3 separate regions of the Homo sapiens genome follow, and all the other regions are linked to region 1. Evidence: chromatin contacts called from ENCODE Hi-C or POLR2A ChIA-PET data. All regions are on one chromosome and are shown on one strand. Each heading gives the region's core, a stretch centred on a gene start or an enhancer-like site at or near the end of the contact. The rest is flanking DNA. Distances are from core to core; before and after follow the strand shown. Region 1 holds the start of RIOK2 (RIO kinase 2). Region 2 holds the start of MEF2C-AS2 (MEF2C antisense RNA 2). Region 3 holds the start of PAM (peptidylglycine alpha-amidating monooxygenase).

Evidence for each region. Hi-C counts contacts between places; a loop is a spot of excess contacts on that map. ChIA-PET counts read pairs that join two places held with the same protein, here RNA polymerase II (POLR2A). Pooled maps may share reads with other maps.
Region 2: a pooled map shows a loop between it and region 1 (3-fold over the local background). The contact joins the promoter of MEF2C-AS2 here to the promoter of RIOK2 in region 1. A Hi-C loop is called at or near these places in 1 of 50 pooled maps. POLR2A ChIA-PET finds 5 or more read pairs at or near these places in 2 of 52 experiments (OCI-LY7 and WTC11).
Region 3: a loop to region 1 is called in a map of naive thymus-derived CD4-positive, alpha-beta T cell, with 6 times the contacts of the local background. The contact joins the promoter of PAM here to the promoter of RIOK2 in region 1. A Hi-C loop is called at or near these places in 1 of 168 maps with a recorded cell type or tissue (naive thymus-derived CD4-positive, alpha-beta T cell), 1 of 37 single-sample maps with no recorded cell type and 10 of 50 pooled maps. POLR2A ChIA-PET finds 5 or more read pairs at or near these places in 1 of 52 experiments (PC-9).

What each region holds. Positions count from the first base shown.
Region 1 is chr5:97,179,497-97,184,496 of GRCh38, forward strand. RIOK2 (RIO kinase 2) reads right to left here and starts at 3,751. Exons shown (of 10, transcript NM_018343.3): 1 at 3,630-3,751. The coding sequence starts at 3,695.
Region 2 is chr5:88,673,831-88,678,830 of GRCh38, forward strand. It overlaps MEF2C-AS2 (MEF2C antisense RNA 2), which reads left to right and starts at 2,388. Exons shown (of 4, transcript NR_146284.1): 1 at 2,388-2,433. The region is part of intron 1 of MIR9-2HG (MIR9-2 host gene); the gene reads right to left. RefSeq lists enhancers at 1,360-1,459, 1,897-2,462.
Region 3 is chr5:102,753,012-102,758,011 of GRCh38, forward strand. It overlaps PAM (peptidylglycine alpha-amidating monooxygenase), which reads left to right and starts at 2,294. Exons shown (of 26, transcript NM_001177306.2): 1 at 2,294-2,337. RefSeq lists enhancers at 1,323-1,848, 2,856-3,356, 2,928-3,017 and a silencer at 1,988-2,537.

The DNA of each region.
Region 1 (5,000 bases), core at 2,501-5,000:
GCCAGATATTTATTAAGCAGGTATTTAATGAGAAAGTACTACATGTAGGCATCGTAGAGGATATATATATATATATGAATGATAGACTGGATAAAGAAAATGTGGCACATATACACCATGGAATACTATGCAGCCATAAAAAAGGATGAGTTCATGCCTTTTGCAGGGACATGGGTGAAGCTGGAAACCATCATTCTCAGAAAACTAACACAAGAGCAGAAAACCAAACACCACATTTTCTCACTCATAAGTGGGAGTTGAACAGTAAGAATACGTGGACACAGAAAGGGGAACATCACACACTGGGGCCTGTCGGGGGGTGGGGGGCTAGGGGAGGGATAGCATTAGGAGAAATACCTAATGTAGATGGGATGGGTTGATGGGTACAGCAAACCACTATAGCATGTGTATACCTATGTAACAAACCTGCACGTTCTGCACATGTACCCCAGAACTTAAAAGTATTTTATATATATATATAATATATATATATAAAATATATATATATTATATATATATAATATATATATAATATATATATTATATATATATTTTTAAATTTATTCCTCAGAGGTAAAAAGCACATATATATATATCTCTATCCTACATGCTCTTCTGCATGTGTATATGTATATATATATATATGTATATATATATATATATATGTGCTTTTTACCTCTGAGAAATTTTTATCTCATGATGGAAATTTTAAAAAATGGTATACATCTAAGTTTATTAGAAGTTAAGAAGTGATAAGTGCTTAAAAAGGTAGCTCAGGGCAGAATAAGAATACTTCTAGCTGAGGGATCAGTTCCAAGGAAGATGCAAAACTAGAGACTGACTTTTAAAAGATGTGGGCATACAGAGAAAACAGACAAGGGGATATTAGTGAAAGAAAAAGATTTGAAAATGGCACATATGCAAGAAAGTACTGACCACAGAGAATAGCTGAGTACAGTAGCAGCTCAGATGGGATAGCATATAGAATTCATGCAAACGCGGCTGGAAGATACTTCTAGGATAGAGAAGGCATTAAAATGTAGACCAAATACTTTTATATTTTATCCTGATGAGAGCAGGAAGCTCTTGAAGATGTTTAGGCGTGGGAGACACACGAACAGGGTTATTTTAAGGACATTAATGTACCAGGAATATGCAAATTGGCTTAGAGATGGCAAAATCTGAGGGGGTACTCCGGAGAACTAAGACAGAAGTCCAGCTCAGAGGAAAGAGCCACCAGAACAGGGTAAGTGGTAGTGGTACTGGAAGGAAGGAATAAAAATCTTTAGGAAGTATTATGGGAGAGCTTGGCAATTAGATGTGGAAGGGTAAAGGGAACGGAAAGCCACAATTGGAAGTGATGAGGAAAAGCAAGTTTTAAGATTTTATTATTTTTTTTTTTTATAGAGCTTGGGAAAAGAGAAAGGGGGTAGAAAAAAATTGAATTTGGTTTGAGCACTGAGAGTCAAATAAAAATGTTTAAAGGAAAACTGGAGGCCAGGTGCAGTGGCTCACACCTGTAATCCCAGCACTTTGGGAGGCCAAGGTGGGTGGATCACGAGGTCAAGAGATCGAGACCATTCTGGCCAACATGGTGAAACCCCATCTCTACTAAAAATACAAAAATTAGCTGGGCGTGGTGGTGTGCGCCTATAGTCCCAGCTACTTGGGAGGCTGAGGCAGGAGAATCGCTTGAACCCAGAAGGTGAAGGTTGCAGTGAGCTGAGATTGTGCCACTGCACTCCAGCCTGGCAACAGAATAAGACTCCGTCTCAAAAAAAAAAAAAAAAGAAAGAGAGAAAATTAAATAGGAAAGGGGCCTATATTTAGGAATGAAGTTATAATTAGAAGGAAAAATTGTCAATTATTTTATAGAAGTGAGAGTTGAAGATGTGAAGTGGATGCTATCACTGAGCAGGAGATAATGGAAGAAAAGGAATGTTTGGGAGCAGAATTCTGGGGCAAGTTCATATTGAAAGCTAAGGGCAGCTAGTCAAACAATGATTATTGATATAGGAGGAGCCAAAGAAGTAAAAGGGAAGAGAGGCCCAAGAAAGGGTACCAACACTGGTGAGATTCAACTGAGACCGGAATGTCATATTTAATGACTAAGTCATTTCTTGGTGAACTTTACAAATAATTTAAATATTGCAGCGCCAATGTTTTGGAAGATAAATCTGGCATCATTTTGATGTCTCACCAAAACCTTAACTTTTAAATTTAACTTATTTTCCATGCTTTGTCTCTGCCTCCCCCGTCCTCTAACACTCTTACTTTTGACCCCTACTTCTGTCAGAGACACTAAGGAATGAGTGTGCTGAGAAAGCAGGAAAGGAAGGTATCTTTCCGAAGTGATAGTAGGTTTTCATAGAGAAAGTCCAGCTGATTAGAAGAATCTACATGAGAGGCAAAGTAAACATTGTCTTCCAAATTTCACACTGATTTTGCATTTGATAGTTTAATACTTAAGCGCTATTTAAGATTAATTTTAAAAATCCAAAACTTGAAGCCTTAACATAATGCAAGAACCAGTGTGACTCACATCGCATATCCTATTACATAATTACACAATATAGGTAGTCCTTATCATGGGGTTCACTCCTTACCAAAAGATAACGGCTCCTAAATAAATGTACAAATGTCTTGATCTATATATTAATTTCTGTGCCATAAGACTGAGGCCATAAAATCAGATTTTGTTACTCCCCTGATTAAAAACATTTAGTGGTTACCCCCACATTCTTTACCAAACCTCCAAGGCTCTGTAGTACATAATTTCTCACCTTTTCCGCTACATCTCCAACCATTAGTGTGCATCTCACTTTGCTCCAGCCACATTACATTGGCCTTTCCTCTCTTCAAAGACTTTTCTGTCTCAAGGCCTTTGCACTTACTACTGCTGTTTCCTCTGCCTCCAACTCTTTCCAAGGACTTCACTGGGCTGTCTCTTTCTCACACAGCTCCTATTATTCCCCCATTCATTCTTTCATTTAGTGAATATTTATTGATTGTCTACCAAAGGCCAATAACTTGTGCCCCTCCTCTCCACCAGATACATATACTTTCTATGCCATTATCCTTTATCATTTTCATAGCATTTATCCATTATCCTATTTTTCGTTTACTTGATGATCTGTGTCTCTCTCTCCACTTGTCTGTTTGAACAAGTGAACCTCCTAATGTTGCTACTAAAAAACCGACAAATATGTGTTGACTGAATGAATCAGAAAGACTGCTATGCGACTGAGTCTGTTAGTAGGGAAGTCAATATTATCAAATCTCGGGGGGGGGGGGGGGCTTAAACCTTTCACAGCTGGTCGGAAGCTCAGGATCAGAGAAGTTTCCAGGCCACAGAGATGCAAGCGTTTCTCTTCAGCGCAAAGCGAATAGCAGCAGAAAAGAAAACAATTATTAGAAGACGGGACCTTTGCTCTATCTGGGGGAAGGTAAGCTCCCAAACAAAACCTTTTTAAAAATCCGACTTTCTGAATGCTCTCTTCTCCATTCCCAGCTTCTGCCACGTCCCGGGTCCCAGAGTGTGCCTGCTCAGATCCCAGAAAACTTGCAGGAACAGGAAGAGGTCACACAGTGTTAAGGGGAAGGGAGAACAGGAACGGCGGGTTTCTTACCGCGGTCAAGACCCTGAAGTCATCTCGGCTCATGTAACGCAACTTGGCCACATTCACTTTCCCCATGGCGGCCCCAGTCCGAACCCAGATGCCTCTCCGACGACAGCCGCAAAGCGTAAGGCAGGTCGTTATTCCAGCCTCTAAGCGCTTTACAGCGCCAGATGGCTCGCGCACGCGCTGCGTCTTAGTATAGGTCCTTGTTAATAGTTAGAAGTGCTGTTCTCATTGATATAGGAAAATAAAACTACTTGTATGTCTTATGAAACACATAGTATGTAACAAGTGAACGTTTTATTTTTGTGTAATTTTTGCGTTGTGACTGAGTTGGCGGAGTGTAGATATTCTCTACAATGTGCCTTTTTTTTTCCATATCTGTCAGGACTTGCTGCCTCAATGACACGTTCCGCCTCAGAGAGCAAAGTGGTTACTTAATGGGAGGAGCAAATTTTTCCCGCAAACAACTTCTACTCTAGGCAAAGTGACTTCCAACAAGACAGGGGTAAAAGAACCTGAGCTAGAGTCCAGACAACCAAATCTGTTAAAGGTAAAGTGGACTGTAATCACACAAGCACGCCCTCTACTCCTAATTGCGCCTGCTCCGGCAGCTCCGGAGGGCGTGGTTAATGGAACTCATGCGCTTGCTCAGTACTTCTCTTAGGTTGGTCTAGGAGGCTTCGAAGTGCGCCTGCGCTGGTTGGGGTGGGAGTTTAAGGTGACACGTGGAGAGCGCGGCGGACGTCCTTACCTCCAGAGGAAGTGGGGATTTTGATAGTTCGGGCTGACCTACGCGGGTAGGACTTCGAGGGCCCAGGAGCGATTTAAGGATTTTAGAATAGTTACCCATACTGGCTCTGCAACTCCTCGATATTCAAGCCTTTGTCTGCTTTTTACTTGAATGCAGCATGTCTTTGATTAACCATCTTCAACCAATGAACATCTCCATTTAAACGGAATTTTTCTTTCTGTACTTACATAAGAAGGCATAGAAATGAATTTTTTTTTTATTTTTGAGACAGAGCCCGGCTCTGTCACCCAGACTGAAGTACAGGGGCGCGATCTTGGCTCACTGCAACCTCTGCCCTCTAGGTTCAAGGGATTCTTCTCCCTCAGCCTCCTAAGTAGCTGGGATTATAGGCTCACACCACCACGCCCTGCTAATATTTTTATTTTTAGTAGAGATGGGGTTTCGCCCTGTTGACCAGACTGGTTTCAAACTCCTGGCCTCAGGTGATCCGCCCCCCTCAGTCTCCCAAAGTGCTGGGATTACAGGCATAAGCCACCGCGCCTGGGCGAAAAGTTTTTAAAAAAACCAAGTGACTAACTTTATTTGTACAAATTTATGGGGTACGTGAGAAATTTTGTTACAAGTAT
Region 2 (5,000 bases), core at 1,138-3,637, 8.5 Mb before region 1:
TCCCCTTCTTTCCTCTCCTTTCTTAAGGACTCCCTTTGCAATTTTATTTACAAACTTGGAGAATGACCTTTTGACTCGCAGACTTTTTTTTTTTTAAAGGTCTTTTGGTTCAAGTCCCCCTTCTTCACTCCTCCCCGTTTGTGTCGTGGTTGTTAAATGTGTTTAGCTAAAGACAAGCAATGCATTCTAAAGAATTTTATTCTCTAAACTCTAGAGGTATTCTAAATGTACCAGGGACGCGCCATAGGGGTCATCTATTTGAGGAGGAAGAAAAAGCGGGTGTGTGTGTGTGTGTGTGTGTGTGTGTGTGTGCGCGCGCGCGCGCGCGTCTGCCTTCCACGGAAAGAGAGACGGAGAGATGTGGGAGGGTGGGGGTGGAAGTATGCAGACAGAGAAGGGTGGGGGCTTCGAGGGGAAGGTGGGCTTCCTGCAACACAAGCGGAGAGGCTGTCAGGGGTGTGGGCACGGGGGTGCGGGGAGGCGGTGCAGGAATCCGTCCCGCCGAGTGCCGTCGGCCCCTGTGGGCCTGTTTGCGCGCCTGGGGCTGGCCGCATTCTGGGCGCGGGTGTCTGCGTGCCGGGGTGGTAGTTCCGAGCCTGCGCGCGTGCGACCGGGTACGGGAGGGGGAAGAGTGCCGTAAAAATTCAGACGAGTGGCCCGTATGTAAATGCAGCCCGCGGGGAGCAGGGAGGCGGTAATGACAGCCGCTGGCGCTCAGCCCCGCCGGCGGCCCCTAGCTTTCCCGCCAAGTGCAGCCGGAGGACAGACAGCCATGCGTGTCCTTGGCGGGAGAGCCCCCACCCGCCGCGCGCGCCCGACCCCCGCGCACACGCACACACTCCCCTCGCAGGCGTGGGGCCCAATGGCCACGAACATGTCAGGAAAACAAAGCTGGGGCTGCGAGGTGGAACGATGAAACGGCACACTTGGCGGCCGAGGGCAGAGCGGAGAAGTCGCCACCACAGCCACCGGCGCCCCTTTCTTGCCTGCTCGTAGATCTGCCCTCCGGCCCAGAAGAGGCCGAGGACCATTTCTTAGCTGCCCCAGAGGAGGGGGCGAGCAGAGGAGGGGGCGGATGTGCACAGGGAGGTGCCAGCGGTCCGGTGCGCGGGCACGCACACGCCGGCGCGCAGGGCTGCCGCGGGCGGAAGGAGGGGAATGACAAGGCCTCGGCCGCGTCTCGGAGAGGCACTACCTCCGCGCTGAGGCCGCTGAGTTTCAAGTGCAAAACACCAGGCCAAATCCGGCAAGGCGGCGGCTACAGAATGGCTCACACTTCAAGCCTCCTTCCTCAAACAATCCGATGGGAAGGACCTGGCTGTTCAGGGGAAGCCTTTGCTGGCCTCTCTTTTTACATGGGGTGAAGTCGAACCCCAATCTAGGAGCCCTGGCCTAGATGGCTCCGCAGATGAGTCCCAGACGTGGCCATGGAAAGACTGATCTCTCTCTGCTCAGAGCGCCTGCCTCGGTGCTCACTAGCGCAAGCACCTCCCAACACACATACATACATACACACACACACACAACACAGCACTCCCATCACATTAAAACGCGCGCTCATGATCCTGCCGTTAATGAAGCCGAGGCGCATAATGAGTGCACAGGTAAATAGGTACCGAAACCAGAAGACTTCACCAGTCGGCTGGGCGATTTACCTCTCCCTACAGGGAGCACTTGTAGTTATCGTGTTTTAGGAGTGATTTGCTGTTGTCTGTGGTCTCTCGCTCCTCTTCTTGTGGAGAGAAGCCAAAAAATATATATGTTCCGTGGTCAGAGTCTTCTTTCTGATAAGCTACCCGAGCATTGGTCTAAAACATCTGTTTTATCTGTTGATTTTGGTTTGTTGTTTTGGGGAGTGTTGCTTTTCTGAGGGAAGCAAAAGAACGTGTGTGTGGTGGGGCTGGAAGCTCAGGGCAAGAGTCTGCGTGTGCGGCCGGAAGGCTGGCGAGTCTGAGAGCCGCGCGGTGCAGAAAGAAGGCGGCGGCTTGTCCTCCCCCGGGGCCGGCACTGGTCCCTTGGCACCCCGGCCTGGGCTCGGCTACTGCCGCCGCCGCCCGCGCTCTCGGGCTCCGCCGGCTGCCGCTCCGTGTTTTCCCCCATCCCGGCTTCACGTTCAAGGTTTAGCTGCGAGGTCACGTCCATTGACGTCAGCTCCCTGTCTCCCTCTACGTCCGGCTACATTTACATACATCAAGGAAATTAGGGCATTAAAAAAATATGCAAATCCTGCGCGAAGAGGAGCGGGTGCATTCCTGGCGCGATCGCCTTTTATTGAAGCTTTTAATTAAAGGGGCCAGTTGGCGAGCCCCTGAAACAACCGCCAAAACCCCCCAAAAGAGAAAAATAAACGCTGTAGCCTTCGAGAACGGTTGTTTCGGCTCCTGTTCTGTGGGCGGCTGAGGACCGCCGGCTGCCCGGCTCGGAGAAGAACAGGTTAGAGGAGGCAGCTCCAGCCCATGCATAATCAGGGCTCCGCGGCGCCTCCATTCTTTCCTCCTCCTCCTCCTCCTCCTCCTCCTCCTCCTCCTCCTCCTCCTCCTCCTCCTCCTCCTCCTCCTCTTCCACCTCTCCTCCTCCTCCTCCTTCTCCTCCACCTCCTCCTCCTCTTCTTGCTCTCGCTCCTGTTGGTTCCAGCGTGTATTATTTTTAATACTGATGCATATGTAAAGGTATATTTGCATTTTTTAATTTGCGAGAATTTCAGATTTTGTCATTTTATTGGTTCCCTTTCCCTCTTTTTTTTTTTGGAGGATTTTTATTGTTGTTATTTTATTATGTCTATGTGTCTCTCTTGTCCCTTTCTGTCTTTTTTGGCGAGTGTCTGCTGCTGTCTCTTGCTAGATAATATACACAGTTACCTCCCTGCTTCTGTTTATTTAAGGTTACAAATATGCACATCTGTCATGTATGCAATGCCAGCTGTATAACCTCCTGGTTTGGTCATAAAGGAAAATACACATTTTTTTTTCTTTCTTGACATACCTTGATGGGCTGTAGTGCCCATCGCTCAAGGCTCAAAGTTTGATTGTCTAATTAACTTCATATTAGCAGAAACACAGTTCGGGGCCAGTGCTTTCGAGATAATGTATGTATAAGTGAAGTGATTCCAAAGATTTCTAAATAATTTTTGTGCTGATTGCCTGAGAGGTGCGGCATTCCCCGCCCTATTGCTTTCTAGCATTTCTTATTGAAAAAAATATATATATTTTAAAATGGGTAGACACAGCAATGGACAGCCTTCTGCAAGGAAGACATTTTCAACCATGTTGTATGTTGTACCTTATTGGCTGCATTCAAAATTTACTGAGTTTCATTTTTATCTTAATATGGCTGGAAACAAGGCACATTATCTTGACTGAAAAGCATCCTTGATTCCTGACTTTGAAATGAAAGCAAATACACAAATAAAACAATTGGCTATATTAAACCAGTTGATGTGGCTTAAAATATACAGGCCTTGAGTTAGATTTCAAGCAATGGTAATCTTGTTTATAGGATCGGATTCTCTTTCTTGGCAATATAGCTATGCAGCACGATGGCTTTTTTCCACCTTTTAATTCCCCCAAGCTATCATTTAAAAAAGACTCAATCTATAATTGCAAACCCTGAAAGAACAGCAAGTATGCACACATGCAGCTTATTCAATTAAACAAGTCCAAGTACATGCACAGGTAATTAGTTTTCTTATGAATGACTTACCTGCACAGATACTCAGGCCAAGACTCAGCCCTCCCCAATGGCCTTCATGTATAAATATTCACATGTATTTCCCCCTATTTCAAACCTAAAGCGGTATGCCATCTTTCATGCTGGACTATCCAGCATCCATTTTCAGCACCCTTAACTCTTATGGAATTTCCAGCCTTACCTCTGGCTGTAGTTTTTCCAAGCCTACACCAAAGTGCTCATATGATATGTCACCCAATAAAAAGTGGTCAGATGGCTACACGTATGACATTAAAAAGCAGAAACACATTCATCCTTCAGGTTCGCCTTTACCTTGCCATATATAGCAAGATTACGTTTCCTAAAATACATTTTCAGCACATTTTATGAATAATTGCAGGATTCCACAACTGATTGCAGAATAGCCGGTTTCTGGGGGGCACCTGGCTGAGTGAAACAATTCGGCAGGCTCAAGGTCTCTTTGAGTTTGGCTGCAGTTAAATTGCGCGTGGCTGTTTGTTCCTGCCTGGACTCTCCCACATACCTGCCTACCTTTATGTAGGATCAGGACAAACACACCGGCCACGTTGCAGGGCATAGAGTGTCGGTGCATATATTTAGATGGCAGTAGCAAGGAACGCGTGCGTGTACGGCTGAGCATGCATGTGTGTACAGATGCGTGTGTATGTGCGCGCGCGCGCTATGTGACAAGGAACACAGAGAGGTACACCTCTTATCTCTGATCTCTCTGTAATCTCCTTTTCTGTTTCTAATCTCCCTTATTGGCGCATGGTAGTAACCCAAAGCGTGTGAACCGTCACCGTCGCTGCCGTGTGCGCGCTGTGGCTTACCCCGAGGGCCGGTGGCTCGGTGACTCGCTGGCTAGGTGGGTGTTGGGGAAGAGGGTGGGTAGCGTCGCTGCCGCTGCCGCCGCGGGTCCGGGTGCTCTGTCCCAGCCCGGCAGCCGAGCGCGCAGTGTCGGAGCCCCCTCCCACCCCGCCCTCACCCCCATCCTCCCCTCCCCTCCCTTCTGCGCCTCCCCCAACCCCCCGCCCCGCATTACCATATGGAGGCCGAGTCCCTGCGAATCACAGCAGCAGCGGGAGGTATTTGAATAAGCCCCGCAACCCCGCGCAGACCCCAACTCCTCCGAGAGCAGCATGCCCTGCACCAAGAGCCACCACTCTGGCCGGTAACCTGGCAGCGACAGACAACTCCCCAAAGTGCCCTGCGCGCGGTGGAGAGAGGGTCTGCTGAGGGTACTGGGTCTCCCACTTGCTACTTTTATATTAACTTGACATAGAATCAGACAATAAATGAGAGGAGAGAGAAGA
Region 3 (5,000 bases), core at 1,044-3,543, 5.6 Mb after region 1:
ACTCACCACGAAGGTCTGCAGCTTCACTCCTGAGCCAGTGAGACCACGAACCCACCAGAAGGAAGAAACTCCAAACACATCCAAACATCAGAAGGAACAAACTCCAGACATGCTGCCTTTAAGAACTGTAACACTCACAGAGAGGGTCCGCGGCTTCATTCTTGAAGTCAGTGAGACCAAGAACTCACCAATTCCAGACACACCAGGACCTTGAGGGTGTGAGAGGTTACCGTCAGGTTACATTTAGAAGTGTTGTCCCAACTACTCTCCCACATTTAAGGCAAAAATATAGTCACCACTGAACAAGAAAATCATCTTGGCACAAAAATGTACTGAATTGAAGAAAGAAAACAAAGAGAAACAAAACACCATAGCCTAGAACTCCTGCCCCTCCACATTTTCTTCTCTCTCTCACACCACAAACTTTCTCTCTGTGACACACACACACACACACACACAGAGGAGAGACGTATTTGAGGGAGGGTCTCAAGTGCTTGCTTTCCTTAACAACCCAGACCAGGAGGAAGAGATAAAGTGACTTAGGAGATGCCTAAAGATGAAGAACAGCCCGGGATCCGTAAACAGACTCAGCTCGGTGTCTTCTCGCACCTTCTCAGAATCAAGTTTCCAAAATGAGGGTCATCCGCCTGCCTTGGAATTTGGGTTGGGAAGTGGATGGAGTTCCTGGACACATGCTCTAGGCCCTGACCAGTCTGGCCACTGCTCACTAGGAATTCTGTTGGGAGGGTGTACAACAGATTTTCCAACTGGTCTACAGCGAGCATCGGTAGTTTCCCTATGGAGAAAATGATTTTCTTTCTGGGAATCCCCCTATAGCCTGAAGGCTTTGCCTCATTTCCCATAGCTCCTCTCCGGTGTACCCCTTCGGTTCGCACTTTCCTACCTTCTTCCCAGTCCACTGGCTTCTCCTTCTTTATCTTCCTCAGTGTCCCTTCTCACAACCTCCCTGCTACCACACCAGATTCTGAAGGGGAGGAGTTGTCTGGAAAGACCAGAGCTGGGTGCTGGGGATCTGGAGCAGCTCGGGACCCGCGCTGCAGGGAGCTGGGATGGGAGAGGTGAGGGAGAGGAGGATGGGACTCTGGGAGAAAGAGAGGGGGCTGGGCTGGCGCTGGGGATGGAAGAGGCGAGGTGAACGCACTCAAGCGGTTACCTGCAGACAGGGAGAGACAGTGGCAAATACCTGCCTTCAATTAAACGCATATCAATTTGTGTGTGGGGTCAGTACTGCACATCATCAAGCCTCTTGGGTATAAAACCTTCCTACTGGAACTCTCCAGCCCCGCCCCCACCACCCCACGCGCGGCTCCCTGCTTTCTCTTGCTTTGGGGTGAGGCTGGGGATGTGGGTGGCTCCAGAGTTCCCTGCCCGCAGTTTAGGGGCGAAGTGATCGGTGTGTGCGCGCTGGGCACTCTGCGGGTTAAAAAGGTTTAGCAGAAAGGGATGCAGATGGAGGCGGGAAGCCAGGCTAAGAAAGGGATACCGACCTCCCTCCTCGGGTCGGAGGTGTGAACTGGGAAGCACTGCGCAGACCTGAGCGAGGTGGCCTGAATCCAGGGGCCGGGCAAGGGGGTGGTGTGAATAGAAATAGCACATTTCCCAGGCTTTCAGCCCCGGTACTCTGCCATCCTTCCAGTTCCATGCACTCAGCCAGGTCTCCAGGCTGGAGCAAGGGCTGGGGGTCAATGGGTCCTTCCTTCTCTCGGGAAACGTTCTTCTGGCGCGAAGCTGGGCGGAGGGAGAGTCGGACATTTTCCTCTGCTTCTCTCAGGGCAGCTGGCGTGGCCACCTCGCAAGGCTGCTTCTAGGGACACGAGACTCGGGAGGGTCAGAGACTTTCAGGCCGGGCCTTCACTCCCTTCCCCGGGGCACTTGGGCAAGAGTTCCAGCTCTTGGCTACCTCTGGCCCGCGCGTGAGTTCAGACACCCAGCACACGCGACCCCCGCAGGGAAACCCCGGGAAGCTGCGCGCAATCGCTGGGGACTCGCCAGGGCTCCACTTCCCAAGCTCCGCGCCCCCTGCGCCCAAAGAGGCAGGGCGGAGCAGAGGCCGCCGGCGTGGAGGAGGCGAGCGCGGGGCTGGCCCGGGAGCCGCCCCCGGGGAGGGACTGAGACCTGCCCCAGGAGTCGAGGGCGAGCGGCGGACCCGGCTGGGCCCGGCGCACGCCGAGGAGAGGGAGCCCCCGCCACCGCCGCTGCCTCCGCGTGCTCAGCCTGTCCCCGCCCAGGGAGCCGGAGCCTCCAACTAACTCCGCCCGCCGCTCCGCCGCCCGCAGGCTCCGGCTTCCGTCCCGGACAGAGCCCGTGGTCGCGCAGGTTGGTGTTGTTGCCGCTGCTGCCGCCACTGCGAGGCGGTCAGGGCAAGGGTGAGGGTGGGGGCGCGGAAGGGGGCCTGGGCTCGGGATCCTGCTGCCACCAATTCCTGGTGCCCCAGGAGGTTGTTGCTTTTTCTCCCGGGCTGCCCGGGTCGGGGGTGGGGGGATGGGGCGGGGATCCAGCGATGCGGCCAGGGAGGATTTTGGGGACTGAGCTATTCTCGCATTTCCCAAACCTCTCTCACGACCCTTCATCACCATTATTAAGTCCCTGGCCAGTTTGTGAGGGGTCGTCCTCCCCTCCGGTCCTTCTCACCTCCGCACTTCTCCTTGTGCCCTCTCCCTAGGGGGTACAATTTGTTCATTCGCCTTTTCTGCCCCCAACTTGGAGAACTCTCCGTGACGCCTAGAAAGCCTCCTCGGTTCTCCGCCCGCCCTTCAGTCTAGTTTGGGGAAGTAGAGGCCGCCGCGGAGTAGCAACCTGGGGTGTGGAGTGGGGGCGAGTGCCGGGAAGCAGTGGAAATTCCTTCCCCTCTTTCTTTCCCGTCCTTGCCCAGCTTTGCTCTCTTCCTGCCGTTTTGCCAGCCTCCGAATGTAATACGCGGGCGAAGGGCGATCTCCAAGGCAGAATGGGAAGTATCCACCACTTGGGATACTAGTTAAGTCTAGGTTCAGTCACCTTCCCAGCTCTGTGGCCTTGGGACCCGCCCCATCGGAACCTGTATGTTGTCATCTGCAAAATATGCGTCAGCTCTGCCTGCCGCTGAGGGTAGTTGTGGGGCTCCCTTGGGATGACTTAGGGTATTACGTGATTTTGAGCACGGTCTCTTGTCTCGTGCAGCTGCCTGATGGCAGGTCCTGTGTTCTGATCGTCTGAGTTCAGGTCCTTTGGCTGAGATGTGATTATCTCTCTGGGTGATTTGGTCAGTAGCTTTGCGGGGCTAAAAGGCATGTGTTCCTGGAGCTGGTCATTGGGGTTCAGAGTTGAAATCGTGTCGTCCCCACCAATCCCTGTGTACAAAGCTATGGACCTTACATCCTGTGCCTTTGTGGTCATAGAAATTCAAGTAGAAGGAAGATCTTATTGGACTTTGTTTGCTTCAGATGTTTTACATTCTTTACAATCGCTTTTCTCTTCTAGGTGCAAACTTAAATTTACTGCTAATTCTAATAATCCAGGAAGGATACTTTCATTTTAGTAAAATCAGACATTTAGCTCAAATAACATGTGACATATTGTTTGTAAATTTTCAGTTTATAATCACAGGCACAAAAAAGCATAGTTCATGCCATTCTAGTTACTTTATAAAGCAAGTAAATGGCCTAAAAAATCAGCTTTACAGGAAGTCAGGGCTGCAGTGAACTGTGTTTATACCACTGCACTCCAGCCTCGGTGACAGAGCAAGACCCTGTCTCAAAAATAAATAATCAGCTTTAGAATTGATATTAAATGGTAAGCCCTGTCGTTCCTGCATTCCTGACTTAATAGGCATTTTCATTCCGCGATGCACTCTGCTATATGCTTTAAAGATATAAAGATATAGAGTATGTTCCTTGTCCTGAAGGGCCTTCCAAGGTAACTTAAAGACTATGTAGTTTTATTTCATATTTTTATATGAACAGTCTTCTAATGACTATACATGGCAAGTAGAATGAGGTCAAGAATGCATTATCAAAGGCCCTTTAAGATCATCATTTGGCCGGCTGCGGTGGCTCACGCCTGTAATCCCAGCACTTTGGGAGGCCGAGGCGGGCAAATCACAAGGTCAGAAGTTCCGTACCAGCCTGGCCGACATGGTGAAATCCCATCTCTACTAAAAATACAAAAAATTACTTGGGCATAGTGGCAGGCACCTGTAATCCCAGCTACTTGGGAGACTGAGGCAGGAGAATCGCTTGAACCTGGGAGGTGGAGGTTTCAGTGAGCTGAGATCACTCCACACACTCCAGCCCTGGTGACAGAGTGAGACTCTCTCAAAAAAAGATAAAACTAAATAAATAAATAGATAAAAAATCATTTGGTGAGTTTGCATAATTGGAAGAAATAACAAGTTTGTTAAGACATTGCTTTCTAAAATAAAATGCCATGTGCTCCTACTTCATCAAGGTGCACTTGGAAATAAAATGAATTCTGTGTTTTTAGAATGAAAGCTTAGGAAAACATTCTACACATGTATGATGTGCTAATCAAATGTTAAAAGCTATAGAAATTTTAATTCTAACTTCCTTCAACTGTATGTTGTGGTTCCCACATACAGTTTTTTTCTCAACTCCTTGAGGAAGGAAATTATAATGCCTAGAAAAAATATACAGAGATTTAATGTAAGATTTTTAATAAGCTGGACCTTAAGGCCTGGTGGGTCCTGAAGTGACTCTGGAAATTTGACTTTAAAAGTTACGAGACTTGGTGAGACTGAGTGTGGTGGCTCATGCCTGTAATCCCAACACTTTGAGAGGCTGAGGCGGGAGTATTGCTTGAGTTCAGGAGTTTGAAACCAGCAACATAGTGAGACCTTCTCTCTACAAAAAATATTAAAAGAAAAAAAAAGCCAGGTGTGGTGGTGCACGCCGGTAGTCCCAGCTACTCAAGAGGCTGAGGAGGGAGGATCTCTTGAAACTGGGAGGTTGAGGCTATAGTGAGCTGTGATCATGCCACCACACTCC